2 separate regions of the Homo sapiens genome follow, and region 1 is linked to region 2. A link is an interaction called in ENCODE POLR2A ChIA-PET data of the cell type or tissue named here. Cell type or tissue: CD4-positive, alpha-beta T cell. All regions are shown on one strand. Each heading gives the region's core, and the rest is flanking DNA. Links, peaks and the distances in the headings are about the cores only.

What was found. Peaks named below come from ENCODE experiments on the same cell type or tissue, not always from the same donor. Only the 100,000 strongest peaks of a DNase experiment are listed, where the experiment ranks them.
Region 1: POLR2A ChIA-PET joins it to region 2 with 7 read pairs; 12 of 35 experiments call an interaction of 5 or more read pairs at or near these places.

The regions. Positions count from the first base shown.
Region 1 is chr2:136,271,444-136,288,849 of GRCh38, reverse strand. No RefSeq gene overlaps it. Among named protein-coding and RNA genes, the nearest start is that of CXCR4, 160 kb to the right of the region's middle. RefSeq lists an enhancer at 6,082-6,583. In CD4-positive, alpha-beta T cell, for the core only: no CTCF peak of the experiment used is centred there; DNase peaks (open chromatin) are centred at 7,099 and 7,449; H3K27ac peaks cover 1,308 bases.
Region 2 is chr2:136,123,055-136,133,857 of GRCh38, reverse strand. No RefSeq gene overlaps it. Among named protein-coding and RNA genes, the nearest start is that of CXCR4, 10 kb to the right of the region's middle. In CD4-positive, alpha-beta T cell, for the core only: no CTCF peak of the experiment used is centred there; a DNase peak (open chromatin) is centred at 8,467; H3K27ac peaks cover 1,012 bases.

The DNA of each region.
Region 1 (17,406 bases), core at 4,763-9,762, 160 kb before region 2:
TCAAAAAAATAAATAAATAAAAAGAAAAAGAGAGACAGAAAGTCACATCCCCTGGTTTCTAAGAGCAGATGTCCCTTGGGGAGGCACATGAAGCTGGATAGTGTGGGATAAACCAGACCACAATGATGGCAAGGACAGGGAGAATGGGAACACAGGTGGAGGAGTTCCTGAGGCCCCCCAGGGGGTCACTGAGAGTGTGCATTGGGCTCAAGACTCAGTGACAGAAAAAACACATCTAATCGGCTTGAGCTCAGCACAAAGGTCCAGGGCAACACTGGCTTCCAACATAGCAAGATTAGGAGAGTCAAGGACATTAGAGAGACTCTAGTTCTCTCTGTTCCTCAGCTCTGTTCTCTTGGGTTGGCTCCACTCTCAGGCAGACGGTAGTCAAGAGCTGAGCTGAGCTGAGCTGCCAGGTGTCCGAGTAGTCAATTAAGACAAGCGAAAAGGAAAGTAATGGCTAAGTCTTTATTTACTTACCATGATGGTCTGAGCAAGAGGCTAGACAGGAGGAAGCACCGGCTCCCCCACAGGTCCATACCCCTGGAGCAGCACCTGGCGAGGGTCAGGTGGATCCACAAAGACAGGGGACTTGTCTCACTGGAGCAATAGGCTCCTGCCCTTTCACGGATCTGGGCTGAGGTTCAGGTGTGGAAAAGTGCTGGGCGCTGAGTTCAAGGGGAGAAAAGTGTCTTCAAGATTCCCCCTTCTCCCAATGAGCAGGACTCAGGTGCCACACCTGGGAAGACCCCAAGCCAAATGGAGATGCTGGGGCTAGGAATACAGATACACGTTACAGCATGGTCGTTGATGGAAGCCCTTGAGTGCAACCTGCTTCAGAGACCCCCGGGTCCTGGCTGTGCACCAAGTGTGGCCAGGGATGGCAGCTTTTTCTGTGAAGCCTGCCAGGTAAAGCCTTTGAATTCACCTACAGTCAGGCCTGAAAGATCATAAGCAGGTTTTTGGCCAGGAGCCGAGTCCCCTCTCATCTTTTATGGTGGTGAGATGGCTATCAGTGGCTCCAGGCTTACATCTTATTCTTCTCAGAAACACCAGTAGGAAGGGAGTGTTCCATCTTAATAGTTCCAGCAGAAATTCTGAGACTCACTCCAGTCAGACTGACTTGGGTCTTGAACCCGTCCCTGAACCAATCACTGTGGCCAAGTGGACAGAATTAATGGATTGACCTGGATTGTGTCTACATGTCTGGATCTGGGGTTTGGGCAGGACCTCCCCAAGCTAGTTCTATGGAGAGTCGGAGAGGGGCACTGCTTGCCAGAAGTGGGAGTGGCTCCTAGGTAAACCCACAGATGCCCACTTTCCAGTACTTGAGTGACAATGAAAGGGTTTATTTATCTCTTTATTCATTCACTGAAGATTTACTGAACATCAACTGTGCACCAGGCATTGTTCTAGGCCCTGGAGAGACAGCAATGAATAAGTATTTCAAGCTTAAATTCTCCTGGGGGTGACAGACAATAAACATGATCCGTAGGTAAAATATATAGCCTGTTAGTGATAAGGGATAAAGGGGGAAATATACATATAATGGAAATTGATGGCCCTATAGGGATAAGGGAAAAAAATTAAAGCAAAAAAGGAGGAGAGGAGGTATGTGTATAGGGAGTAGGGGATCCAGAAAGGCCCTGCTGAAGTTCATCAGAGAATGAGCATCCCAGACATCTCAGGAAAGAGCATTCAAGGCTGATGGGATAGCAAATGCCAAGGCCTCGGGTGGGAGCATGCTTGGTGTGTTCAAGGAATAAAAAGTAAAAGTTGCCAGACATAACACTGGATACCCAGTGACATATGAATTTCAGATGAACAATAAATAACTTTTTTAGTATAAGTACATCCCGAATAGTGCATGGTCACATACTTCGGCAAAAAAAAAAAAAAAAAAAAAAAACTCCATGAAACATTTGAGACACATTTATACTAAAAAGTATTCATTATTTATCTGAAATTCAAATTTCACTGTGCATCTTATTTTTTTTATTTGGCTAAATCTGACAACTCTATCTAGGTCAGTGTGACTGAAGCAGAATGAAAGAGGAGGGATGTTATCCCCCAAAAGAAGATATTTTGACATCCTAATCCCCACTACCCCAGGAGGTGACCTTTTTGGAAATAGCTCATTGCAAATGTAAGTAGTCGTGGTCATACTGGAGTAAGGTGGGCCCCTAATCCAGGATGACTCGTGTCCTCATATGAAGATGACCATGTGCAGGTGCATGGGGAGAAGGCCAAGGGGACTGGAATGACTCAGCTACAAGCCTAGGAAGGGAAAGAGAGCCGGCAAACACCAGAAGTGAGAAAGAGGCTAGGAAGGATGTTTCCCTTCAAGTTTCAGAGGGAGCATGGCCCTGCTGACACCTTGATTTCACATTTCTAGCCCCTAGAACTGCAGGACAATGACTTTCTGTTGTTTAAACAACCTAGTCTGTGGTGCTTTGTTACAGCAGCCCCAGAAAACAAAACAGGGAAATAGCAGAAGATGAGGGCACAAAGCCAAGGAGGGTGATGGACAGATCGAGTAGAGCCTATAGGTAACATGACGCCTTTAATGTTTGATTTTTTGTTTTTTGTTTTGTTTTGTTTTGAGACAGGGTCTTGCTCTGTCACCCAAGCTGGAGTGCAATGGTACAATCTCAGCTCACTGCATCCTCTACCTCCTGGGCTCAAGCTATTCTCTCACCTCAGACTCCCAAGTAGCTGGTACCTATGGGACTACGGGCACATGCTACCACACCTGGCTAATTTTTTTTTTTTTTTTTTTTTTAGACAGGGTCTCACTAGGGTTGCTCAGGCTGCAGTGCAGTGGCACAATCTCAGCTCACTGCAACCTCAACCTAATTTTTGTATTTTTTGTAAAGATGGGGTTTTGCCATGTTGCCCAGCCTGGTCTTGAACTCTGGAGCTCAAGCAATCCTCCTGCCCTGGCCTCCCAAACTATTGGGATTACAGGTGTGAGCCACCGCGTTCAGCCACGTGATGTCTTGGCTTGTACTCTGAGTCAGCTAGAGAGTCATTGGAGAGTTTTGGGAAAGGAGTGGCTTGTGTAAAGAGATGAAAGAAACAATCCAGGATATCCAAGAAAGGAAGTGGCAGCTCCAGGAAATACACGCAGTTTAGTCCTGCAGGAGAGTTTAGTAAAGACACTAGGACCAAGGCTGGAAGGTGAATGGCAGCCACATCTCAAAGTGCCTTCTGGTAACTTTAAAAATAGGGATATACATCCCCCTGTAGGCCACTGGAAGCCAATGGAAAACTTCGAGCAGAGAGATGGAATCAAATATGCCCGCTGTTCACGGTCTTTGTTATTTGTCATGATAGAGGTGGGCGCCAAAGAGTTTAAGAATGACTGGACAGTGACAGAATTCCAAGTACCACTAGAGGGGAGGGAAAGGAGATAATTTTCATTAGATCAGAGGCCTTAGTCCAAGCCCCCCAACCCACACAATTGAGATAGCCACATTCCCACATACCCCTGAGGTAACTTGGAAAATACCTGGGGTTTCTCTGGAACATTAGAGAGTTTACCTGAGACTTCTGGTAGGCTGAGGGAGACAGATTCCTGTCTAAAGGGCAGGATCTGGAAGAGCAAGGAGGTGCTCTAAGAAAGACAGCAACAGACTTGACCCTGCAACTGTAAATCAAGAATCCAGGGACCCAGCTCACTGGCTGGAAAACTTCAGTGTTCAAAAGAAACTCAGGGAGTTTCTGAAAATGCAGATCCTGAGTCCCACCCCGGTTATCTTGATTAAGTAAATGTGGTCCAGGAACTACAGGTTGAGAAACTCTACCCTCCTGAGGGACTTGTGGATGTTCACACAGATAGTGATAAAGGCTATGGAGAAAGCTTAAAGTAGGCAAGGAGGAAGGAAATTGTAGTGAGGAGGGGCACCGTTGCCATTTTGGATAGGGTAGCCAGAGAGGGCCTCACTAACAAGGGGACATTATAGGCTGAAATTACATGTAAAATTTTGCATATATGTCACTTCATGAGAAAATACACACATAACTTTCAAGAGATTCTTAAACAGATTCTGAACCAAATTAAAACTAAGAACTACTGCAGATTAGTTAGCAGAAAATGGAGGGAAGTTCAGAATCTGTTTTCATTTTCAATATCCATAAATACTTTGACCTTAAACAGTGGTTTTCAACCTTGGCTTCACATTCAAATTACCTGGGGAGCTTTAAAAAAATACTGACGTCTGGATCTCATCTCCAGAAAATCTGATTTAATTGGTTTGGGAGCGTGGTCTGGGAATTGGGATGTTAAAAGCTTCCCAGAAGATTTTAATTGCAGGAAACCTAAGAAAAACCAATCTAGGGTTTCAGATGAGCCTCTCCTTGTGGTAGGAAGGCTGGGTGATTATGGCTGTTAACCTGCTAGCAAACTGAGACTCCAGAATGAGTGATGAACCCTAGGTCCCACAGATGGTGAGTAATTCAAGACTCAGTACCTGGTTCTTAGCTCCTAATTCAGTGTTCTGCCACTATCCCACCTTGGAACAGAGACCAGTGGGGTTTGATCAGGAACCAAAGGTGGGCACTTGGACTCCTGTGCTGGGAAGGGCAGGCCCAGGGGAACCCCTCATGGAAGGAGGCCCAGCATCTAGGAAGCACAGTAATGGAGGTGCTTGTCACTGGGGTGCTAAATGGGAGCGGGGCAGCTCAGAGGAAAGTGGGTGGAGAGCTGAAAAAGCCAGCTGCCCCCTAGCAGGCCAGTGAGAGAGGCCAGAACTCCAATGCCTCCTTACAGCAACCCAGTCAACCCTGGCCTCCCATCTGGCCAGATTCTAAACCAAACAACAACAACAAAAATCATCTGAGATAAATAACATTAATAGTTTCGTGACCTCAGAGAATCCAATGCCCTTCTTCATTCCTCAATACCAGCCAGGATTGCTGATGTATGGGGGAGATGGGTGGTAGGTACAATGGAAAGAAGTCACCATCCGAAAAGCAATGCTTTCATCAACTAGGTAAAAGCCTAAAACATCTTCAATCAGAACAAAGCTTTCCACTGTCCAAGCGGTAATGAGTAACAACTTCAAAAGCAAATGCCCCCGGGAGAGAGAAGACCTTAGATGAAAAGCTCAAGACCTCGATGTTTAAACTAATTTTTAAACAGAACCCTTTTCACAAAAAAATCTGTATATGTATGTTTGTACACGTCATACTATATCATATGTATGACATGTTATATTATACATATATGAATATTACATATACACTATATTATTGCCTATCACATGTGATAGACATAATATTTATAATGTTATATGCACATAGAACTATAAAATCAATGAAAGTAAACTTGCTGTGGACAAAGCAGGGGCTGGGTCTGGAAATTACCTGATGGGCTGGAGGCGATCCAGAATAAATGTTGTCTCTCTCCCCCCACCTGCCTGCCCATTTCTCCTTCCACCAAGCTGGCTTGCCCCTGAGCTGCCTCAGCAACCCCTAGGACAGCTTGAGAGAGCTGTAGGAAGGAACTCACTAATGCACTGGACATGCATTGAGAACCTACTATGTGCTTGACATTGTGCTAGACACTGGGACTGCATATGGGGGAATAACAGCTCCTTTATTCAAGGCCCTCATGATCTCCTGAGGGTCGTGGGAGGAAAAAGGATAATTAAGCAAAATGTGGTGGGAACTGAATAAGGGAACTTACCGAGCATTACAGAATATAGTAGGGCCCCTGAGGAAAGGCACCTTGGGTGGGGGAGGGTGGCTGGGAGGTGGGAGCTCTCAAGGAAGTCCTCCGAAGAAGACCCCGAAGGTCAGTTTCATTCCTGAGAGCCAATGTTCATAAGATGACTGGGGATTGGGGAGCAGAAGGGCTTTGGCAATTGGGAGATGTATAGGGCTGAGCCAGACAGAAGGAAAAGGCAGGGCATCAGGGGTGCTGGAGACCAGGGACATCAAGGACAAATCTCCCTACATCGGAGGCTTGCCCGGGCTGGCACTGGGCAGCCCCAGTGCCAGGACCCCAGGCTCTCCCAACAGCATGTAAAGAAGAGACCACAGGTCCCTCCAGACCCACAGCCCAAAAGGGCAGGTCTGGGGCCACCAAACTGGGGCTCGGGCGTGAAAAAACCTACCTTTGAAGTGAAAAGATCAAAATGGCTTTTGAGAAATCAGATCTCCTCAGCTGGATTTCAGCCCTGAGAGCTGGCTTTGTTGCAGCCAAGCAGTAAAAAGAGAGCAAAAGCACAATAAAGTTCTAAGGAAGGAGGGGGCCGCCCAGCACTGGCCTGGCCTCCGAGCAGACCCTCCTCCTGCAAACATTTGAGCAAAGCAATGCACAAGAGGAAAGAAAGAAAGCAACAAAGACCCTGAGCCAGGGGCAAGGAGGCCACCACCACAAGGAACACAGTCGGACTTCCCGCTGGAGGAGCAAACTCCCTCTGCAGGAATGATGGTGATAATTGCTCACCTGAGACACTGGGGACAAACAGGAGAAGGTGGCGTGTGGTGTCACCTTCAAAGCCGCCACTCCTCTTTCACAGTGTCCCCTTAAGAAAGAAAGCAAAAAGCACAGGCAATTTTAGTGGGTTTTGCTTTTTTTTTTTTCCCAAGGCTCTTGTCTACTGTCTCAAAAACTGTCTTTTCTCCTTTGCTCCTTCATCTTCCTCCTTCTTCCCTGGGACTCTCCCTTCTCCTTTGACACCATGACAAAGAAAAATGCCTGCATGGGCCTTGTTTTCCAGATTCAATCAAGGCTCAAAGCTTTTATCTTGTTCTTAATAGCACCTTGCACCGATAGAGCCCGGCAAGGCTTTGCGGGCCTTAATTATTTCCCCAAGATCGATGAGACCCCTCAGCCCCCTGGGCAGCAGCATCCCACGGCAGTTTTCCAGATGGATGAGCTGCGTCGAAAGCTGCAGAGCAGACAGGGATGCAGACAAGGTCCAGCACGCCCAGCAGAGCCTGCGGCCTGCGGGTTCCTCGGGCGGGTATCTCGGGCCAGCTGCCTTGGAGGCAGGTCTGGGCTGCCCTATTTCTCAGATACCCATCTCCATTTCCGCCCCCCAAAGGGGATTTTTCAGTGAGATTACAGGCTGATAAGGCCCTCCCAGTTCACAGGAGAGGAAACCTAGGCAAGGGGACTTCCTGGTGCCACAGCTCAAGTCTGTGACAAGAGACAAGAGCCAGGCGTGAGGATTCCCCTGCCTGCCTTCTTGCCCACTGGGTCCCATCTCCCCATTAGAAGGGAGCAGTAGGCTTTCCCAGGCCTCTCAGCATAGGCAGCTTCATTTATACCCAGCATGGGGAAGCCAAAGAGTGCCCTGAGAGAGGAAGAGAGGTGCTCATTTTCTGTTCCATCGCCTCCCTGTGCAGCCATCACACAGGAGGAAATCACACTTGCAGTAAGAGCTGGCTGACAAGCTTGTCATTCACACTAAAGAGCTAGCATCAAGCAGCTCAATGTGCCGGGCACCACCTGGAGCAATCTACAAGCTGCAGCCTATGACATCAATGCCCAAACCTGGGGGAGGGTGCAAAATGCTAAGAGACTAAGGGGATTAGGAGGTTGGGCCTCTGATATCTTACCTGATAAGAAAGTGCATTGAAGAGCAACGTAAATTGGTAATAACAGCTGCTAACTGTTACCAAGCTCTTCTCCTGTGTTTTCACAAGGTCTCTTTCATTTTACCTCGTAGCAGCCCACAAGGTATCTTGCTTATAATCATCCAGCCAGAAAGTGGTAGAGATGGGATTTGAACTCACACACTCTGGCACCAAAGCCCATGCTCCTAATTCCTTTACCAAGCTATTCAGCAAAGCTTTAGGCTTCCTGACAGGAGGCAGGAGGTCTTTAGGTAGAAGGCACAAGACACTGCCTAATTTCCTCACACTTCCAAAGATGTTTTCCAGCCTGGACAAGCGACACATATTTAGTTATACTGGGTGACCTTCCAGAAGGGACAGGCTATGTCTATGTGCTCCCTGATGGTGGGAACCATATTTGATTCTTTTTTGCATTCTCATCACCTAGTACAGTGCCTAGATCAAAGCAGATGCTTTAAAAGTGCTTGCCGACTCCTGGCTCAGCCCTATACAGACCGTGCAGCCAGAGGCAAGCTACTCGACGTCTCTAGATTCCAGTTCCCTAATCTGTAAAATAAGGACAATAACGCAGCCCTGCCAGTGTAGCTGCATGATTAGAAGCCATATGTGCAAAGCCCCTCCCACAATGCCTGGCACAGAGTAGATGCTCAATAAACAATGGCTGTCATAGCTGTCTTCAAAGCCAATATACTAAGGTGGGATTAGACAGACCCATGGTTCTTGTCTAAAAGCAGGATGGGGCAAGAAGGAGTAGCTCACAGTATTCCCATAGGAGTTTTCCAAGCAGCCTTCTCTAAAACTTCTCTTTTATTAATAGAACTTCAGAAGGCTCTGTGTCCCTCAGCATCTCAAGGAGGAAAGATTCTGGGGAATGTTTGCTGTACTAGACACTTTGATGGGTGCTGGGTGCTCCCTTTCTTTTTTCTCCCAACAAAACCCCAATGTCATGCAGGTGGCTACACTCCTCAGTAGGGCCTTGTGCTCCCAGGAACCCTGGCCCCAGTTCCAGAGGATGAGACATGGTTGATCTAAAACCATTGTGGTGATTCACACATCATATCAGGGATTAATTTAGGCATAGACCTAGGACATGCTTATGGCTAATGACAGAAAGTCGGTAAGAGACTTCTGGAAAGAATTTTTCTTGTGGACCAAAGATGCACGAGAGCAAACAGTCCCTTTTCTCCCCTTGGATGTGATCATGATGATGCACCACCTGGAGCTGTGACAGGCATTTTTCACCCATGAGGAAAGCTCATGCAAAGCCTAAACCAACACACTAAGTATGGCAGCAAAGAGAAGAAAGAGCTTCTTCCTTAATGGCAAGATGGAACCACTGAACTAACCACACCTGCAGCACTCCGCCTCTGGATTTCTTGCTATGTGAGATAATGCTGCTTGCCCTTCAAGCCAGTTAAGTCAGTGATTTCCATTGCTAGCAACCGAAAGGATTCTGAAAATCTTGCCATCTAAAAAGATAATCTCAGAGAGGAAATAATCCTTAAATTACTCCAAGAGAGAACAAAATATCCTGAGTTGAATGAGAACCCCTAGGCTAAGGCTCAAATACAGACATTTCCACAAGCACAGGGTGAAGCCAATCGCAATACACTTGGGTCCAAACAGGTGAATGCAGTCTTGGGAAGGAGCAGTCAGGCTTCTGATTTCAAAGCAATCCCGGCTTCTCAACCAGTGATCCCAGAAAGCTGAGGAGCAGCAGATCTGAGGAACCTGTGTTCAGACTGGAGCCACAGCCTGGCCCAGGGGTTCTGGTTTCCTCCAAACTGAGGGGCAGCCACATTCCACTCTTGGTGAGCAGATCACAAAGGCTGCTATGTGTTTTGCTAGAGAAACACACAGAGAACCAAGAGAGAGGTCTAAGCAAACACCTGCATGGCCACACCTTGCCAAACACCCCACAATGCACAAAATATCTTAACCTTCTGTACTTCCTGGGGTTCACTGCAGGAAAGGGGAAAAGAGGAACACACAGGGGGCATCAGACACCACTCAGTCAGCACAATATCTACTGCAAGGGTCCCAGGCACTGTTCTCGGTGCTGGCCAGAGATGAAGTGGTTGAAAGCTTGCCACTTCTGCCCTCAAGGGACTCTTGGAGTGGGTGGGTGGGTGTAGGCAGATGTATACAGCTCTAGTATACCTGAAAAGATCCTTACAAATGCCAGGCAGTAAATACTGACTGCCAAGAAGGCTCTACAGGAGCTGCGGGCATTAAGAGAATGGAGTTACCCCAGCTGCAGGATCAGAGGATCTGAGATGGGCATGTGGCTGTTCGATCCTTTTCCATTTTTTCCAGAAGAGCTATCAGATCTGAAATTCAAAGCTGGCTTCCCACCATCAGATCTCCATGGCTTCAGCATGGACAGCAGAAAAATCCAGTGGTTTATCACGGAATCCACTGCACCAGGCAGGGATATAGCAATTCTGGCCTTGGGGCCAAATCCAGCCTGAAGACTATTTTTCTACAGCCCAGTAGCTACAAATTGTTTTTACATTTCTACTGGGTTGTTTAAACAACAACACAAAGAATATGAGAGGGAGAAGTCCGGGCCCTGGAAAGCCTAAAATATTTACCATCTGGTCTTTTACAGAAAAAGTTTGCCAATGCTTGGCCTAGGGAGGCCACGATGGCCAGAAACATAGCCCTTATTTGTCAAGATTTCCTGGAGGCCCTTCTGGTAAAACCTGAATGCCTTTGGCTGCTAGAGGTTCATCTCGAAGGTCTTCTCCTGGTTGGTCCAGGTGCTCTGGGTGTGAGAGAGGCAAGTTCATGGGCTGAGGGGTTTGGGCTCCTCCTACTCCTCTGCGTTGGACCATGCCAGCCTGTTCCAGCCTGCTGGGGCTCCACATAGTAATGATTCACCTGGGAACAGGCATTCCAACACACTCCCAGCATCCGCCATCCCTAAGCGGCAGCCTTCAGGGAAGCTGTGGGAGGGTTAGCACAGCACAGAGCCCACTAAACACACATCTCCTTCTCCAAGTGGGCTGAGCAGGTAGGGAGGAGAAAGGGGACCAGATGCCTGGAGGTCTAGGTCCCCCTCAAGCTCTTCATGCCAAGGGAACTCCTGCTGGAAAGCTACAGTCCCCCTAGCCTTGTACTGATCTGGTTCTTTGGGCACCAGCTCCACCTGTCCTAGCAGGAAGCCCCATCAGAGCCCCATTTTGTGGCCAAGGCTAAGGACCCTTATTGCCCAGGAACAGAAGATACAAAGGGAGCCAACCCCTTTACAATGTCTTTTATATTCTGAATGTGATTCAATCTAAGTTTTTGAAGTCTTCCAGCTGGCCCATATTTCAAACAGCAACAGACAGAAGCAGTTATTGTATCAGCTCAGAGAAGACATTTTCATAACCAATGAAGCTCATTATAGTTGAATACCCGATTCCTGCCAATGCATAATTTAAATAATCACTTCAAAGCAATTTGTTATATAATTATTGAGTCTTACATAATTACGACCCCCTGAAGAAGCAGAAGCAATTTATTCGGGGGGAAGAGGCATTAGACTTGGCTGGCAAAGAGGCTTTCCATATAGCTCTGGACACCTGGCCACAGGCAATATTGGTGACAAGAAGGGAGGTGGCATGGCCCTGTTTGAGGAGTTTCTGGTTATTCTGCTTCTTTGGCTGGAGGGCTCCACTATCAACCTAAGCACATTGAGAGATATATTCATTTTTGGAAAAATGTTAGCCTTTGAGGGTAACAAATATTCAATAATAAAAATGAGTTTTATAGTGAAAAAATATGATACTCTTTGTAAAAAGAAATAAATATGGTTTCTCGATGTAGGCGGTGTCTGACATGAACCTCACTGAAGAGAACACCTTTTTCTTTTCTATTTTTTTATTTCCAACTTTTACTTTAAGTTCAGGGGTACATTTGCACGATGTGCAGGTTTGTTACATAGTTAAACGTGTGCCACGGATGGCGATTAGCTGCATAGATCATCCCATCACCTAAGTACTAAGCCTGGCATCCATTAGCTATTCTTCCTGATGCTTTCCCTCCTCCCACCCCCTATCCCCCGACAGGCCCCAGTATGTGTTGTTCCCTGCCATGTGTCCATGGAGAACACCTTTTTCTGGGGGTGGTGAGTGACAGAGGGCAGCGATAGTGGCCCTGAGTGCTTAGCTAAACCAAGGACCCAGCAAAAGGCTCTCGTGGCCTTAAACCGAGAGAAATCCAATTCTTAAAGATCCATATCGAATCAAAAAGATATGGTAGCACAGGAAAGATTCTGCTTTCCATCTGTTGAACCATCTATATTTGTCAAAAGAAAAGCTCAGATGTTCATAGGAGTCAGGGAGATAACACAAGGGAGGGAGGTGAACAGGTACAAGTCTGTAGAAAGTTCTGGGGACTTTGACAAGCTGGAGAACTCGTCTCTCTAAAGGAGGAAGCCACTCTTCAGCCCCAACCAATAGTCTCTTATTCAAGAATAAAGGGCCAATGTTGCCTGATCATCTAATTTTTAAATAGAATATAGAAATTTAGATTTTATGGGTAATATTCCAATTTTTCTATACTGACTCATCTGTATACAAACCACACTGCAGATATGGTTTGGCTGTGTTCCCACCCAAATCTCATTTTGAATTATAGCTCCCATAATTCCCAAGTGTTGTGGGACCTCGTGGGAGATAATTGAATCACAGGGGCAGTTTCCCCCATACTGTTCTCCTGGTAGGGAATAAGTCTCACAGGATCTGATGGTTTTATAAAGGGAAATCCCTTTCACTTGGCTCTCATTTCTGTCTTGGCTGCTGCCATGTAAGACATGCCTTTTGCCTTCCACCATGATTATGAGGCCTCCTCAGCCACGTGGAACTATGAGTCCATTAAACCTCTTTTCCTTTATAAATTACCCAGTCTCAGGTATGTCTTTATTAGCAGCATGAAAACAGACTAATACAACTGTACAGGCCAATCAAAATATGCCAGTGGGCCATTCATCTACAGCCTGTCTTGTCTCTCTAATCTCTGACAGTGTTCTTTGTCAAATGGGAGAGAAAAGACAGGGGACTGTCACAGGCTGGGTTGTCTGGAAGCAGATGCTGGGACAGAATATGAGGTAAGAATGTTTACTATGTATCCATACCTGTGGAAAGAAGCGGGCAGATGCAGGATCGGGCAGAGGGAGAAGGCAAATGTTGATGCAGGCCTGACAAAGCTCCTGCCAATCTGGCAGGAAGTTTCAGATCAAATATTGCCTGTCAGAGCTGTCCCAAGTGAGGCCAAAGTGGCCGGACTTTTATGACCCGTCTTGCTCAGTCATCTGACACAGGTTGTCCTGGAAAGATTTGACCGCAAGTGAGGCAGTTCTCAGCAGCTGAGGCCAACCCTGAAGCTCCTGATGCTGGAGGCTGTTTGATCCTTCTTTCTTGAAGGAAGATCTGGACACCTGGACAGAGCATCTCATGTCTACCATAGGTACACATAAATACACAGACACAGTATAACATGACTGGCCAGCCATGTCACAGAATCACAGGGTCCTTGGCCACCTTCTGAAGGTCATTGAGATGGCCTGGTCTGCAGGAAGGAAACCTGAACAGATGGCCAGGAGGCCTGGGGATGAATCCCAGGACTGACACTTGCTTCTCTGTTTTCTTGTCTTGAAAATATAGGAGGTGACCTCTTGTTTTCACCATTTCTGCAGTGATGATCAGATGCTGGGAATGTTCTTAGGAAAGTTATGAGCACTTCAGAAGAGTCTGTGAAGAACAGTTATACTCTTTTATGTTTTATACCACTTTATTGAGGTATGACTGACATATTAAAAACTATATATATTTAATGCATACAATTCAATGAGTTTGGGGATAAACACATACCCATGAAACCATCAAGGCCATGAACATATCCATCATGAACATATCCATCTCCCAAAGTCTCCTCCAATCCCTTTTATTTTTGTCCTTGGGTTTGGAAGGCGGTATTTATTTGTGGGTTTTTTTGTTTGTTTTCTGGTAAGAACATTTAACATAAGATCTACTTTTTCAAAAAATTTTAAGTATATAGTACAGTATTGTTAGCTATAAGCACTACGCTGTAGATTCAGTATAAGCAGAACTTATTTATCTTGCATAACTGAAACATAATACCCTTTAACCATCACCTCTGACCAACATGCTATTCTCTGCTTCTGTGAGTTTGAGTGTTTTAGATTCTACATTTAGTGAGATCATACAGTATTTGTCTTTCTGTTTCTGGTTTATTTCACTGAACATAATACTCTCCAAGTCTATCCATTTTGTTACAAATGATGGGATTTCCTTCTTTTATAAGGCTGAGCAATATTCCATTGTATGTACATACCACAATTTCTTTATCCCATTCACCCATCAACAGACAATTAAGTTGCTTCCAGATCTTGGCTATTATGAATAATGCTGTAGTGACCACAGGAATGCCAAAATCTCTTCTAGATCCTGATTTTAATTTTTTTTATATATACCTCTTGTTGTTTTAATAACAGCCATTCTAAGATACGAGGCAATGGTTCATTGTGGTTGTGACATTCATTTCCCTGATAATTAATGATGGTGAGCACATTGTCATATACCTGTTGGCCTTTTGTCTTCCTTGGAGAAATGTCTTTCAGAACATTTGCCCATTTTTAATTTAATTATTTGGTTTTTGTTATGTTTTTGCTATTCAGTTGCATAAATGCCTTCTATATTTTGGATAAAATCCCTTATCAGATATATGGTTTGCAAATATTTTCTCTCATTTCTTAATTTTGTTAATTGTTTCTTTGGCTGCACAGAAGTTTTTTAGTTTGATGTAGTACCACTTGTTCATTTTTGCTTTTGTTGTCTGTGTTTTTGGTATCAAAGCCAAAAAATCATTGCCAAGGATAATGTCAAAGAGCTTTTTCCTATGAGTTCTTCTGGGAGTTTTACAGTTTCAGGTCTTATATTTAAGTCTTTAATAAATTCTGGGTTGATTTTTGTGTAGGGTGCAAGATAACGACCCAACTTCCTTTATTTGCATGTGGATATCCAGTTTTCCCAACACCATTTGTTGAAGAGACTATCCTTTCTCCACTGTGTATTCTTGGCACCCTTATAGAAAATTAGGTGACCATATATGTGTGGGTTTATTTCTGGGCTCTTCATTCTATTTCATTAGTTTATGTGTCTGTTTTTATGCCAATATCATACTGCTTTGATTCCTATAATTTTGTAATATAATTTGAAATCAGGAAAGATACTTCTTTTAGCTTTTTTTCTTTCAAGATTGCTTTCAGGGTCATAGTTCCATATGAATTTTAAGATTGCTTTTTCTATTTCCATGAAAATGTCACTGGAAGTTTTATAGAGATTGCAATGAATCTATAGATTGCTTCGGGTAGTATGAACATTTTAGCAATATTAATTCTTCCAATCCATGAACATAGAATATGTTTTCATTTATTTGTGTCTAATTTCTTTTATCAATGTTGTATAATTTTCAGGGTAAAGATCTTTTGCTTCCTTGGTTAAATTTATGCTTAGGTATTTTATCTTTTTGATACTATTGTCAATGGAATTGCATTCTAAATTTTTTTTCAGATAGTTTATTGTTAGTACATAGAAACACAACTGATTTTTGCATGTTGATTTTGTATTCTACAACTTTACTGAATTCACGTATTAGTTCTAACAGTTTTCAAGTGGAATTGTAGAGTTTTCTATGGATAAAATGATGTCATCTACAAACAGGACAATTTAACTTCTTCCTTGCCGATTTAGGTGGCGTTATTTCTTTTTCTTGCCTGATTGCTCTGGCTAGGACTTCCACTACTCTACTGAATAGAAATGCTAAGAGTGGGCATCTTTGTCTTATTGCTAATCTTAGGGAAAAATCTTTCAGCTTTTCACCTTTGACTATGATATTAGCTGTGGGCTCATCATGTATGGCCTTTATTATTTATTTATTTTGAGATGGAGTTTTGCTCTTGCTGCCCAGGCTGGAGTGCAATGGCACAATCTCGGCTCATTGCAACCTCTGCCTCCTGGGTTCAAGCGATTCTCCTGCCTCAGCCTCCCAGGTAGCTGGGATTACAGGCATGCGCCACTACGCCCAGCTAATTTTTTGTATTTTTAGTAGAGATGGGATTTCTCCAAGTTGGTCAGGTTGGTCTCAAACTCCCGACCTCAGGTAATCTGCCCACCTCTGCCTCTCAAAGTGCTGGGACTACAGGTGTGAGCTACATCGCCCAGCATGTATGGCCTTTTTTATGTTGAGGTATATTTTTCCTATACTCAATTTGTTGAGGAATGTTGAATAAAGGAATGTTGAATCTTGCAAAATGCTTTTTCTGCATCTATGAAGGTGATCATGATTTTTATTCTTCATTCTGTTAATATGTTGGATTATATTTATTGATTTGTATATGTTGAGCCATCCTTGCCTCCCAGGGATAAATCCCACTTGATCACAAAGTATGGTCCTTTTAATATGCTACTGAATTCAGTTTGCTAGTATTTTGCTGAGGATTTTAACATCTATGTTCATCAGGGATGTTGGCCTATAATTTTTTTTTCTTGTTTTGTCCTTGTCTGGCTTAGGTATACCTCAGAATGCGTTTGGAAGTTCTCCTTCCTCTTCAATTTTTGTGTAAGAGTTGGAGAAGAATTGGCATTAACCCTTCTTTAAATGTTTGGTAGAACTTACCAGTGAAGCTATCTGATCCTGGGTTTTTCTTTGCTGGGACTTTATTTTATTTTATTTTATTTTATTTTTTGAGACAGTGTCTCACTCTGTCACCCAGGCTGGAGTGCAGTGGCACAATCTCAGCTCACTGCAACCTCCACCTCCCAGGTTCAAGTAATTCTCCTGCCTCAGCCTCCTGAGTAGCTGGGATTACAGGCTCATGCCACCACGCCCGGCTAATTTTTGTATTTTTACTAGAAACGGGGTTTCACTATGTTGGCCAGGCTGGTCTCAAACTCCCGACCTCAGGTGATCCACTTGCCTCGGCCTCCCAAAATGCTGGGATTACAGTCATGACCCACTGCTCCTGGCCTTTTTGGGATATTTTTAATTACAGATTCAATCTCCTTACTCACTACTGGTCTGTCCAGGTTTTCCTGTTTTTCATGATTTAGTCTTGGCATGTTATATATTTCTATAGTACAAAAAAAATGATTTATGCGCTACCATTATAGTACAATTTGAACATTTAAAATCTGAAAAGTCAAAATCCAAAATGATCCAAAACCTGAAACTTTTTGAGTGCCAACATGATGCTAAAAGCTTATGTGTTCATGGAAATTTATCTATTTCTTCTAGGTTATGCAATTTATGGGCATATTATTGTTCACAGTAGTTTCTTATAATCCTTGGTATTTCTGTGATATCAGTTGTAATACCCTCTTTTCCATTTATAATTTGATTTGAGTCCTCCCTCTTTTTTCACTTAGCCTCATTAACGGTTTATCAATTTTGTTTATCTTAAAAACAAAAACAATCAATTTTATTGATCTCGTCTATTTTTTCTAGTCTCTTTTATTTATTTCTGCTCTGATCTTTATTATGTACTGTCTTCTGCTAATTTTAGACTTAGTTTGTTCTTCTTTTTCCAGTTCTTGAGGTGTAAAGTTATGTTGTTCATTTGAAATCTTCCATTTTTCTTAGTGTAGGTGTTTATTGCCATAAGCTTTCCTCTTAGAACTGCTTTTGTGGCATCCAATAAGTTTTGGAGTGTGGTGTTTCATTTGTCCCTAGATATTTTCTTATTTTTATTTTGACTTCTTCTTGGACCCATTGGTTGTTCATGAGTATGTGTCTTGATATCTGTAACAT
Region 2 (10,803 bases), core at 5,549-10,548:
GAAGAAAGAAGAGGTGTATTCCTATGGACAGCTAGCTGCGAGGTCATCCTAGTCTGTTGCTGGTACATTCTACTTCAACCTAGAGCTGACAGCGTAGAAAAGTATGACTCATCTCTAAATAAGATCCCTGGACAGACTCATGGAAGTTCTGCTGCTCCCCAGAGAAGATCACCTGGTGGTCATAGGTTTAAAGACCTTACGAGGCTGGCCCATGGGCCGAGATGCCATTGTGCAGGGCAGCAAGGCCCACTTAGGTAAGAATATACCACATGATTGGCCTCACTGTAGAGGCCATCCCTCGCTTGGAAGCCATCTGGAAGTAGATTTGAACTTCTAAGTGACATCTTAAACAGCCCAAGTCCCAGTGATCATTAAGATCCCTGTGACCAAAAGAAGAATCTCTCCTGATCACTTGTGCACTCCTCAGGGACCAGGCAGGAAACATGGGGGCTGGGCTGCTGCCTTGAAAGCAGCCTTTTGTTACCCCCTCACACTGGAGCAGCTGTAAGAAATGGGTGGCTGCTGGCTGAGTGCAGTGGCTCACACCTGCAATCACAGCACTTTGGGAGACTGAGGCAGGAGGATTGCTTGAGGCCAGGAGTTCAAGACCAGCCTGGGCAATAGAGTGAGACCCCATCTCTACAACAAAAATTAGCTGGGCATGGTGGCACACACCTGTAGTCCCACCTACTTAGGAGGATGAGACAGGAGGGTTGCTTGAGCCCAGGAGTTAAAGGCTGCAATAAGCCATACTCACACTACTGCACTCTAGCCTGGGTGACAGAGTAAGATCCAAGAAAAGAAAAGAAGACAAGAAAAGAAAAGAGAAAATAAAAGTGGCTGCCACCCCCCTGCTCACCATCAGCTTCTGGGGGAACCCAGTGAGGCACCCATCTGCTATGGGTATGAGAGAGAACATCAAGCATCTGGCTTTCCTGATCTTAATGTCTCTTCACATTAAGAATGAGGTGAGCTTCTGATTCTCTTGTCCTGCTCCTTCCACCATAGTCTCTATATGGGCTTTTATCTTCTAGAGAGGAGCACGCCCACCCCAGGACTGGTACCCAGCAGGTGTACCACCAATGTTGATGATACTGATGACTAGACTTGCAGCAGGAGGCAGGCACTATTATTATCTCCACTTCACAGATGAAGAAACTGAGGCCCTAATCCATCAAGTAACTTGCCAAAGCCCCTCTGCTAGTGAGCCCAGGTCTCTTAGGATGAAGGGAGGAACTGAGTGTGTCAGAAGCTCTTAAACAGCACTGCCCCCTCCCTGATTCCAGCAGTGTCAGTCTCCTGCCGCTGGGCTCCCACCTACTTGTGTTTGCAGTCTCACTTGTGGGTTCGAGGTCATAACTCTCTGTCGCTCCTCAAGTGCTCGTCACACCCACTGTTCCCTGGTTTCATTTGTACATTGGGGTTCCAACTGTCAGTCCCCAGCCGGCACACAGGTTTCACTTCCCTGAACCCTAATTCACTCATTTTTGAAATAGGGATCTATCTACCAGAGTGGGTGTGAGAAATAAGAAACGGGGTATAAATATAAAGCCTGCAGGAGCCCCACCATGACGCTGTTCACGCCTTAGTGAGCACTTCACAAACAAAAAGCACCGTGATGAGGTATTTGTGTCCTTTCATAACAATCTTCTCTCTCAACTCTGGCTGACATCAGAATCACCTCGAGCATTATTTGAAAAGGCGAATGCTCAAAGCCCCGCCCCAACCCTGCCAAATCAGAAACAACCAAGGTGGAGGTCCTGGAATCTGAATTTACTTTATAGTAAACAGCGCTACCTGTTAATGCAGGGATCAGGGCCAAGCTAACGTTCATCCCACAGGGAGGTTCTATAAGGGATTCCTGCCGAGAGTGGGAGGTAGGTTTAGAGGACCTGAAAGCTCCTCCACAAATAACAACCCCCTTATGTAGTTGGTTCTCGGTTGATAGCTCCCTGCTGCAAGCAGTGTGGTGATCAGTGTACAGAGAAATATTTTTTCCATCCTATTCCACACTGGTCGTGTCCCAAGCTCCACTCTCTGGCAGCCCAAGTAGGGGTAGATAGGCTCTGGGCACCAGACAAAAACTGTATTCCCTTTAGGGCTGCCTTTCCTCTGCGGAACATGAAGATCACTTTTAACAACCACAAAGTTTCATGAACCACCAGATGAAAGCCAATCGTGCTGGTAGTGTGGTAATGTCTGTTGACGAACAACATTCGTTTTTGGCTTTTTTTTTTCTTTTTTTTTTTTTTGAGACAGGGTCTTACTCTCTCACCCAGGCTGGAATGCAGTAGTGCAATCTTGATTCACTGCAACCTCCGTGTCCCAGGTTCAAGCGAATCTCGTGCCTCGGCCTACTGGGTAACTGGGATTACAGGCGCCTGCCACCACACCCAGCTATTTTTTGTATTTTTAGTAGAGATGGCGTTTCACCATGTTGGCCAGGCTGGTCTCAAACTCCTGACCTCAGGTGATCCACCCACCTCAGCCCCCCAGAGTGCTGGGATTACAAGCATGAGCCACCGTGCCCGGCCCAAACAACATTCTTAAACACACACACACACACACACACACACACACACACACACACACACACAAAACTCCTATGAATTCAAGACACTTCCAAACCAATTCCATATTTTATGAATCACAATAGCATCCACATGCATTTCAAAAATTGTAGCACATTATATATTCAATCTACAGGAAGATTTGGCACTTGGGGGTATTTAGACCCTTCACAATAACTTCCCTTGGGGTCCACTGCTCACAGATTGAGAACCAGCCTGCACCACCTGACAGAGTCAAAGGTCAGTGATGAGCTCACCTTACCCCCCACATTCCCCTTTCCAGTAAATCACCCAAAAACCCAACTGTGGAAGAGCATGTTTGAGATGAGCCACTGGTAAGTAACCGAAGGGCCAGAAACATAATCTGAGGCCAAGAAGGAAAGAGAAAATGGGTCTGAAAACAAACAAATGGATGAGAAGGAGAAAGCTGAGGTGTAAAGACCAGGCGGAAATCTATTTGGATAGCTCAGGTGGAAAGTTTTAAAAGTCTGGGCTAGCCACACAGTGGTGGGAATTGCAAGGCTGCTAATGGATAGAAGAGATCTTGGAGAACCAGCATATGATGACTCACTGATGTGAGAAAGAAGGAGGAGGTGAAGGAAGCCTGGAATTTCAGCTAAGATGTGAAGAATGGAGCCACACTCTGAGAACCTACATATAATAACAAGTTATATTTAGGGCCAGCTTGGAACTGCACTCTAAGAACCAAAGTTGGACACTCAAAAGTAGACCAGGACACTTGGCAAAGCAACAGTTATAAGGGACCAAAGGTCTGGAAGCAAAGGGTGCCTATTTTCCTTAAGAACGACTGTGATAAAATTTACAGATAAAGGCATAAGTCTAGAGCAAGTTATTTTCAATGTTCTGCTAAAAATTATATTTGCAGTTAAGGAGTCCTGAAATTATTTAAACTTCGGGTGCCTTGGTATGACATTCCAACAATGTGCCCAACCAGGAAGTGGGTGCTGTAGTGGTAATGTGGACTGCCGTAAAGCTCAGCTTCAGAGTCCATCTCTCCTGCAAAACTTTCCCAGGGCACATTGGGTTGGAACAACTTGTTTCTCATCTGAACTACTGAGCCCCAACCCTGCTCATTCTGATACTATTGGTCTGATGGGGGACACTATCAACTCCTTATTTTCTGTGTAATTCATCTTTAACCATAAAAGTTACACATGATTGTATTGGAACTATTATTACATCACAGATGTTGATTTGAACTCGTATTTAAGCTTCTTGTGACACTTGCTTCTTTCCTTCTGCCTTTCTTCCCATAGAAAAAAGTCCCCAGCACTAACTGATACCCACATACTGATTTCTTTGATCTAACAAATGTCCTTCCCCCTAAAATCCAGATTTGGCCTTACCCAGGTAGTAACCTTAGAAATGTAAGGAAAGGATCTCAAAGCCTGCATTTTTTTTTGTCTGCCAAGTTTTGCCACCTCCGATCGTTGTTGTTTGAGATGTGACAGGAGATGAAGTCACTTCGATGACATAAGTAACAGGATATCATTGTGCTACACAAAAGCCCACAAGTCAGATGCAGGTGGTGACTGAGAAACCAACATACAAACTTTGAAAAATACAAGGGTAAGCCTTCAGACTTTCTCTAAACAGCATCCCCTCCCCTCCGAAATAGTCTCTCCCCTTGACCTCCATTCTTCACATCTTAGCTGAAATTCCAGTCTCCCTTCATCTCTCCCTTCTTTCTCAGCCCCACATCAATAAGTCACCAGATGCTGGTTCTCCAAGATCTCTTCCACCCATTAGCAGCCTTGCAATTGCCACCATGTGTGGCTAGCCCAGACCTTTACAACCTTCCACCTGAGCTATCCAGATAGATTTCTGTCTGGTCTGTCCACCTTAGCTTTCTCGTTCCAATTCATTTGACACTACATTTATAGATTAATTATTCTAAAGCCAAGCTCTGAGCATATTATTCTCCAACCCCAAATCTTCATAGTTTTGCTGTTACTTGATAGAATAAAGTCCAGACCTCTTAGCCTTGTCTATAAAACCATCTATGCTCTGGCCTAATGTACCCCTGCAGACAGAACTCCAGCCTATATTCCAGTCAAACTAGCTGATCCCTGTTTGCAGCTCCAACGTTTCATTCATGCCTTCTCACTTGAGTCAGGCTTTCCTCCTTCCTGCTGAATACCTTCCAATCAATACCTACCCATTCTTCACATGCCTTTCCTATGTGAAAGGCCTCCTCTTTCCCTGCTGGGCCTTGTTTGTACTTCACTTGCACTGCCCATCCTGCTCTGGCTTTTATCACAGTTTTTTATGTCCCTATTTTATCTCCCATACTGGACTTAGGTGTCTTGAGGCTAAGGACTGTATGCTATTCATCTAGTGTCTCTCCCAGCACCTAGCAGAGCTCTGCACATTGTAGGCACTCAAAATAGTTTGTGGAAAGAAGGAAGGGAGGAAGAGGAGGAAAGATAGGAGGATGGAAGGAAGGGGGAGAATGAAGAGACCTCAGAAATAAAAGAGAAGGAAATCAAAAGGGGCAAGAGGGAGTAGGAAGAGAAGCCACTGTAGAAGAAAGCAGGTCATGAAGATACACGGAAAAAAATAAAATGCTATGGGATAGATCCCGGGCCATGTGAGAGTATGAGTACCAGATTTGCAAGGGAGAAGAACTGAGGAAACTTCCTGGCATCATGAGAACACTCAACACTAGCCTTGGTTTTCTTCAGTGGCAGACTCAGTCACCTTATCTCCCCCACCTTTCACAGCAGAGCTGGGGTCTTTAGGCTGAAAATTGGTTCCTGTGCTTTATGAAACCAGAATGGGTAGATGCTCAACTTCATCTTTTACTTAATCTAGATTTAATTAAAACATTTTATCTTTATGATAACTAACTCTCTTTTTTTTAAGACAGAGTCTCATTCTGCTCATTCCATTACCCAGGCTGGAGTGCAGTGTTACAATCTCGGCTCACTGCAACCTCTGCCTACTGAGTTCAAGCAATTCTTGTGCTTCAGCCTCCAGAGTAGCTGGAATTACAGGTGCATGCCACCATGCCTGTCTAATTTTTGTATTTTTGGTAGAGATGGGGTTTCCCCATGTTGGCCAGGCTGGTCTCAAACTCCTGACCTCAAGTGATCTGCCTGCCTTGGCCTCTCAAAGTGCTGGGATTACAGGTGTGAGCCACTGTGCCCAGCCCAACTTTTAATTAATGTCATTCTAGTTTACAAAATAGCCTTATAGATTACCCTAGACAGTTCTCACAGCATTCCTGCTACATACATAGTTAATGGGATTCCCTGATAGCTGCCTCAGAGCGTGTGGTGAGCTCCTCGTCTTACACTGCTGTCTCATTTGCTGCTCACTGACATCTCCATTACTCCCTTAACACCAAGTCGCGCTCAGAGAGACCCATCTACTCCAGTTTCCAGAGTACAGCCTGCTGCTTTACACGTCCAAGTCTTTGCCCAGATGGTTCCCTGGGTAGAATTTTTTTTTCGAGTCCTTCAACCTCTTCACCTCCAGAAGCCAGGTTTTCTGGGGAGAGAACCAGAGTAGCACCACCCAAGGGACTCTTTGGGGTACTCCCCTGGGTGGTGGGGGGGGGTCCATCACCAGGCAGCCTAAGCCTGGCATGCTGGGGCTGCCTCAGCTTCTATGGAAATTCTGGAAGATGACACAGGGGGACCAGGGAGATTACAGGGCCTGTGCTACTGCCTCGGGCCGGTGAAAAAACAGACGCATCTGCCCCCAGCGCACCCCACCCCAGCAACACACAGAAGGGAGAGCTTGCACAGTAAAACCCACTTCCCTCGTTAGCTTGCTCGCTAGGAGAAGCAGAGGAGAGCTGTTTATACTTACAACAAAGTGGGACAGCAGGAGGGTGGGAGAGAAACTTCAGACCTTGTACTGGCTGAGTTTTTCTTATTTCTGATTCTTAGGGATGCTTCACACTCCCCCATTTTCAGTTCTTTCTTCTGCAGAATTAATTCAAGACAGCCTGTTCTGTTCACAGGGGGCACAAAGGTATGGGCCCAGAGACTGCAGACAACAGGTCAGAAAACCACAGCATTCTAAGATTCTCTCTGACTGAAGGTGGGGATAAAACAGATTTTCAAGAAGAAAATGAAGCATACAGTTTGAAAAATACAGATCAAATAACATACTTTTTCACCTTTGGAAAACAACTTCATGTTTTCACAATACAAACTATTGAAAGTAAGTAGAGTTCAATAAACATCTCTTGATTGTTGGAGAATGGTCAGAAGAAATATCTTCTGTATATTTGTGCTTCCTAGAAAGAGTCTGATGAAGTCTCCTGGGACCTGCTAGAAAGCAGGATCAATTAAATGTTTAGGTTTAGCATAAACAGGCACAGGAGGTCTTTGTCTTCTGGGACCAGGGAGCCCCTCTCACTTTCGGGGCCAGTTGGGTGACCCGCAGCACCTGAACTCCTAGGTAGAAACCTAAAGAGAAATCCATGGCAGTGCCTGAGTAGAATTTCCTCTTTCTAGAATTGAGGGTGCAGAACAGCAGCAGGCAAATGACAGAGGAGAGAGAAGGCAAAACAAAAAATTCAGCAGCGCAAGAGAACTGGGCTTTCTAGGGTGGTTGGTTGTGATCTCATGTGTGCGTGCTCTTGTGTGCACACGTGTGTGAGAAAAGTTGGCAGAGGAGGCTTTGGTTGAAGGAGGGAGGGTGGTTCTTTTTTTAGCCTGGAAAATTGCCACACTGGGACAAAAACCTTAGCACAGCCCAGATGGGCGAAAGGCAATAGGAAAAAAAAAGCCCCCTCAGAAAGGTAACCAGCTGCCTGAACCCTAACCCTGAAGTGAAAATCTACCTGGCCAAGAACAAAAATCCTCTTCAGTCTGGAGAAGCCTAATCTAAACCTGCATGGGGGCGATGCTCGCCAGTGGAGCTAGAATGCCTGCCATTTATCACCCAAGATAAAACTCTCAGCAATCCCCTCATGCAAATGGAACCCTGTTTGCGGAAAGGATTAATCCAAATTGTTCCGCGTTGTTCAAAGTGTCTCTGTGGAGTTCGTTCTGTCTCGTCTGCCCCAAACAAGCAATAAATTATCCACACGTGAGCCAATTTCCCAACCAAAAAGAGACAATGTGGGCAGAAGCGGACTTTTGATGCCCACTCCCCGCAAGGGGCTGCCCCACCTGGGCTCAAAATAGCAAGCAGGTCACGGAGGGCAGCCCTGGGCACATAGGACAGGAGTAAACACAGCCAGGAGATTATGCTGCAGCTGGTTAACCACAAGGATAAACAAGCGGACAAAGTAGGGAGAAACCCAAAGCACTCCACTTCAGTATTTTTAAATGACACTGAAAGCAATTTCATGGCTTCCATTTAAAAAGAAGCTGCTGAGACACAGAACATCCCCAATTTACAAAGATTCCAGGAAACAGCCTGAGCTTGTGATTGGAGGGGGTTACGGGGGTGAACAGACTACATGGAAATGCTTTCTCCAGGCAGCCACTGGCACCTGTTAAAAAGAAGCCCATTCAGACACACATCTTCAGACACATTTCCAAGTATTCATTTTAACCTGCTTTTGCCTAACATAAAACCAAGCAAAGATGTGGTTAATTGCCTTCTTTATTAACCTGCTTCCAGAGCTGCTGTTACCCCACATTTTCTCACCAAGGCAAGTATATCTGGAAGTCTCAGGAGGCCTTAAAAAAGTCCAGCACTAAATCTTCTGAGTCACTTAATCCCCAGCTCTTCTATGTTTGGAGATAATTTCCTTTATGAAAAGAAACTCTAACCTGGCCAGATACCCTTCTCAGACTTGCTAATGGAACAAAGAAGCCTCTCATTAGACTCATCCCTGTGGCTGCAGAAATAAGTGTCTCGGAAAGCACAGCTTTTGCTTTAGCCTCAGGATGGTTTTGGCTGCCGCGGTCCTTGGCTTCCTCTCATGGCGTCTCCTCCAGTCAAGCTCTAGCTAAGTTACACTTAGAGGCTAGAAAACAGGAGAGACAGGTGCCTAGCCAAAAAAAAAAAAAAGGAAGAAAAAAAAAGGACCGTCTAGTGATCAGGTTTGCCCGGCAGTGGGATCTGCTCCTTTCCAAAGGGTGGGCTGCCCATCCCAGGAGTGTCCAGAGACAGGACCACCTGCTGAAAAGGAGCTCCTTCCAATGCATGGAACATAATGAGACCAAATGGCATTAAGGACCCCTTTCAACCCCGAATCTGAGACTGCAAAGACAGGAAGGGCTTTCAAGGCACGTATGAGAAATTCTTTATGTCTTCTCTTTCCTTCCCTCATTGCATAGATCTCTCTTCTGACCACAATTAAAAGTAAGAACACTTCACACTTTATTTAAGACTCCACTTCCCTTTACCTCATTTCAGTGGGTAATGGTGGAGAAAGCCATTTGTCTGGTTAAGCAAAGCCCTTGACCAACAAGAAAGACATTTCAGCAGCAGAGATAGGAACCTATATTAGTAATAGGTTATGTTTATTAAGCACTTACTAAGTGCCCCACACTGTACTAAAGTCTTTACATAGATATCATATTAATCTTCCCAATAATCCAAAAAGTAGAATGTTATTGTTAGCCGGATATTAAAACAAATGATATTACAACAAAGGCCACTGTGTGAGCAGACTCCAGTGCTGTGCTCTGAACCACAAAGCTACTCTGTCTGGCTTGCAATCCTCCTTTCTGCTGTTGTTCCCACTGTTTAAAGAGCAGAAGGAAGAATGTTCTTCTCCCTGAAGGACGTTGTCCTATAATAACTGAAAGAAAAGACAGGCCCAGTGCTCATGCATCAAGACAGTGAAGAAGGCATAGGGCCTGGGGATGGGAAAAGGGTTGAGGAATGTAAGGATCACACAAAGCTTGTCAATTCTCTTCAGGGTCCCTGACATTAACCTGAGTGCGGTTAGGTGCCGCAAGGGAGGACTGACCTGGAAATCCCAAGTAACTAATTTCAGTCTCAGAGAGACAAATTATGACATAGAGACCACCCCAAAAGGATTCTGCAGCCAGTTTTTGTCCATGTGTGTCTGTTCCATCCTCCCAAGTCTCCTGACTGCCTAACCCTATCCTTTCTTTTTTTTCTTTTTTTCTTTGTTGAAACAGAGTGACACTCTGGCATGCAGGCTGCAGTGCAGAGATGCGATCTCGACTCACTGCAGCCTCTGCCTCCCAACCTCAAGTGATCTCCTTGCCTCAGCCTCCTGAGTAGCTGGGACTACAGCCACCACACTTGGCTAATTTTTTTGTACTTTTTTGGTAGAGACAGGGTTTCACCATGTTGCCCATGCTGGTCTCAAACTCCTGAGCTCAAGTGATCTGATTGGCCTTCCTCAGCCTCCCAAAGTGCTGGGATTACAGGTGTGAACCACAATACCTAGTCTCATACTTTCTTTTGATGGCTATCATCAACACCTTAGGTCAGTGTAAACTGGAAGACTGGAAGCTAGTAGAGTTTTTGTGTTTGTTTGTTTTGAACCAACATTTTTAAGTTGAGAGATTTCTTATTAAAAAATCAGGACTTTCACTTTCTCTTTAAAAAAAGTTGAATAGGCTGGGCGCAGTGGCTCACACCTGTAATCCCAGCACTTTGGGAGGTCGAGATGGGCGGATTACAAGGTCAGGAGATCGAGACCATCCTGGCTAACACAGTGAAACCCCGTCTCTACTAAAAATACAAAAAGAATTAGCTGGGCGTGGTGGTGGGTGCCTGTAGTCCCAGCTACACAGGAGGCTGAGGCAGGAGAATGGGGTGGACCCAGGAGGCGGAGCTTGCAATGAGCCGAGATTGTGCCACTGCACTCCAGCCTGGGCAACAGAGCAAGACTCCGTCTCAAAAAAAAAAAAAAACAAAAAAAGTGAATAATATGGCCCAAATTCCCTCAAAGGGCAATGGAGGGTAGTGGTTGCTGCTTTAGGACAGGGCATGCACCCTTTGGTTCTCCACAGTCCCCACCAGTCCCTATTGCCTCACTCATTTACAATACCTGCAGGTTTTTAGATGTTGTCACTGGTGTCTTAGACCTACAAGTAGCTCTAAGATCATTCCCAAGTTATTTTTTTTTAAGGAGACTATTTCTCAAGGGGCATGTAATTCTAACAGAAGGTTACAAATCTCAAAGACACAGCTTTGATAGCTGACAGATAGCTTTAGATTTAGAAAACTCAAGCAAAACATTGTATGGATTCCCCTACACACACACATACACACACACGCACACACACACACACAAGTAATTCCCACCCTGTTCTTTTGC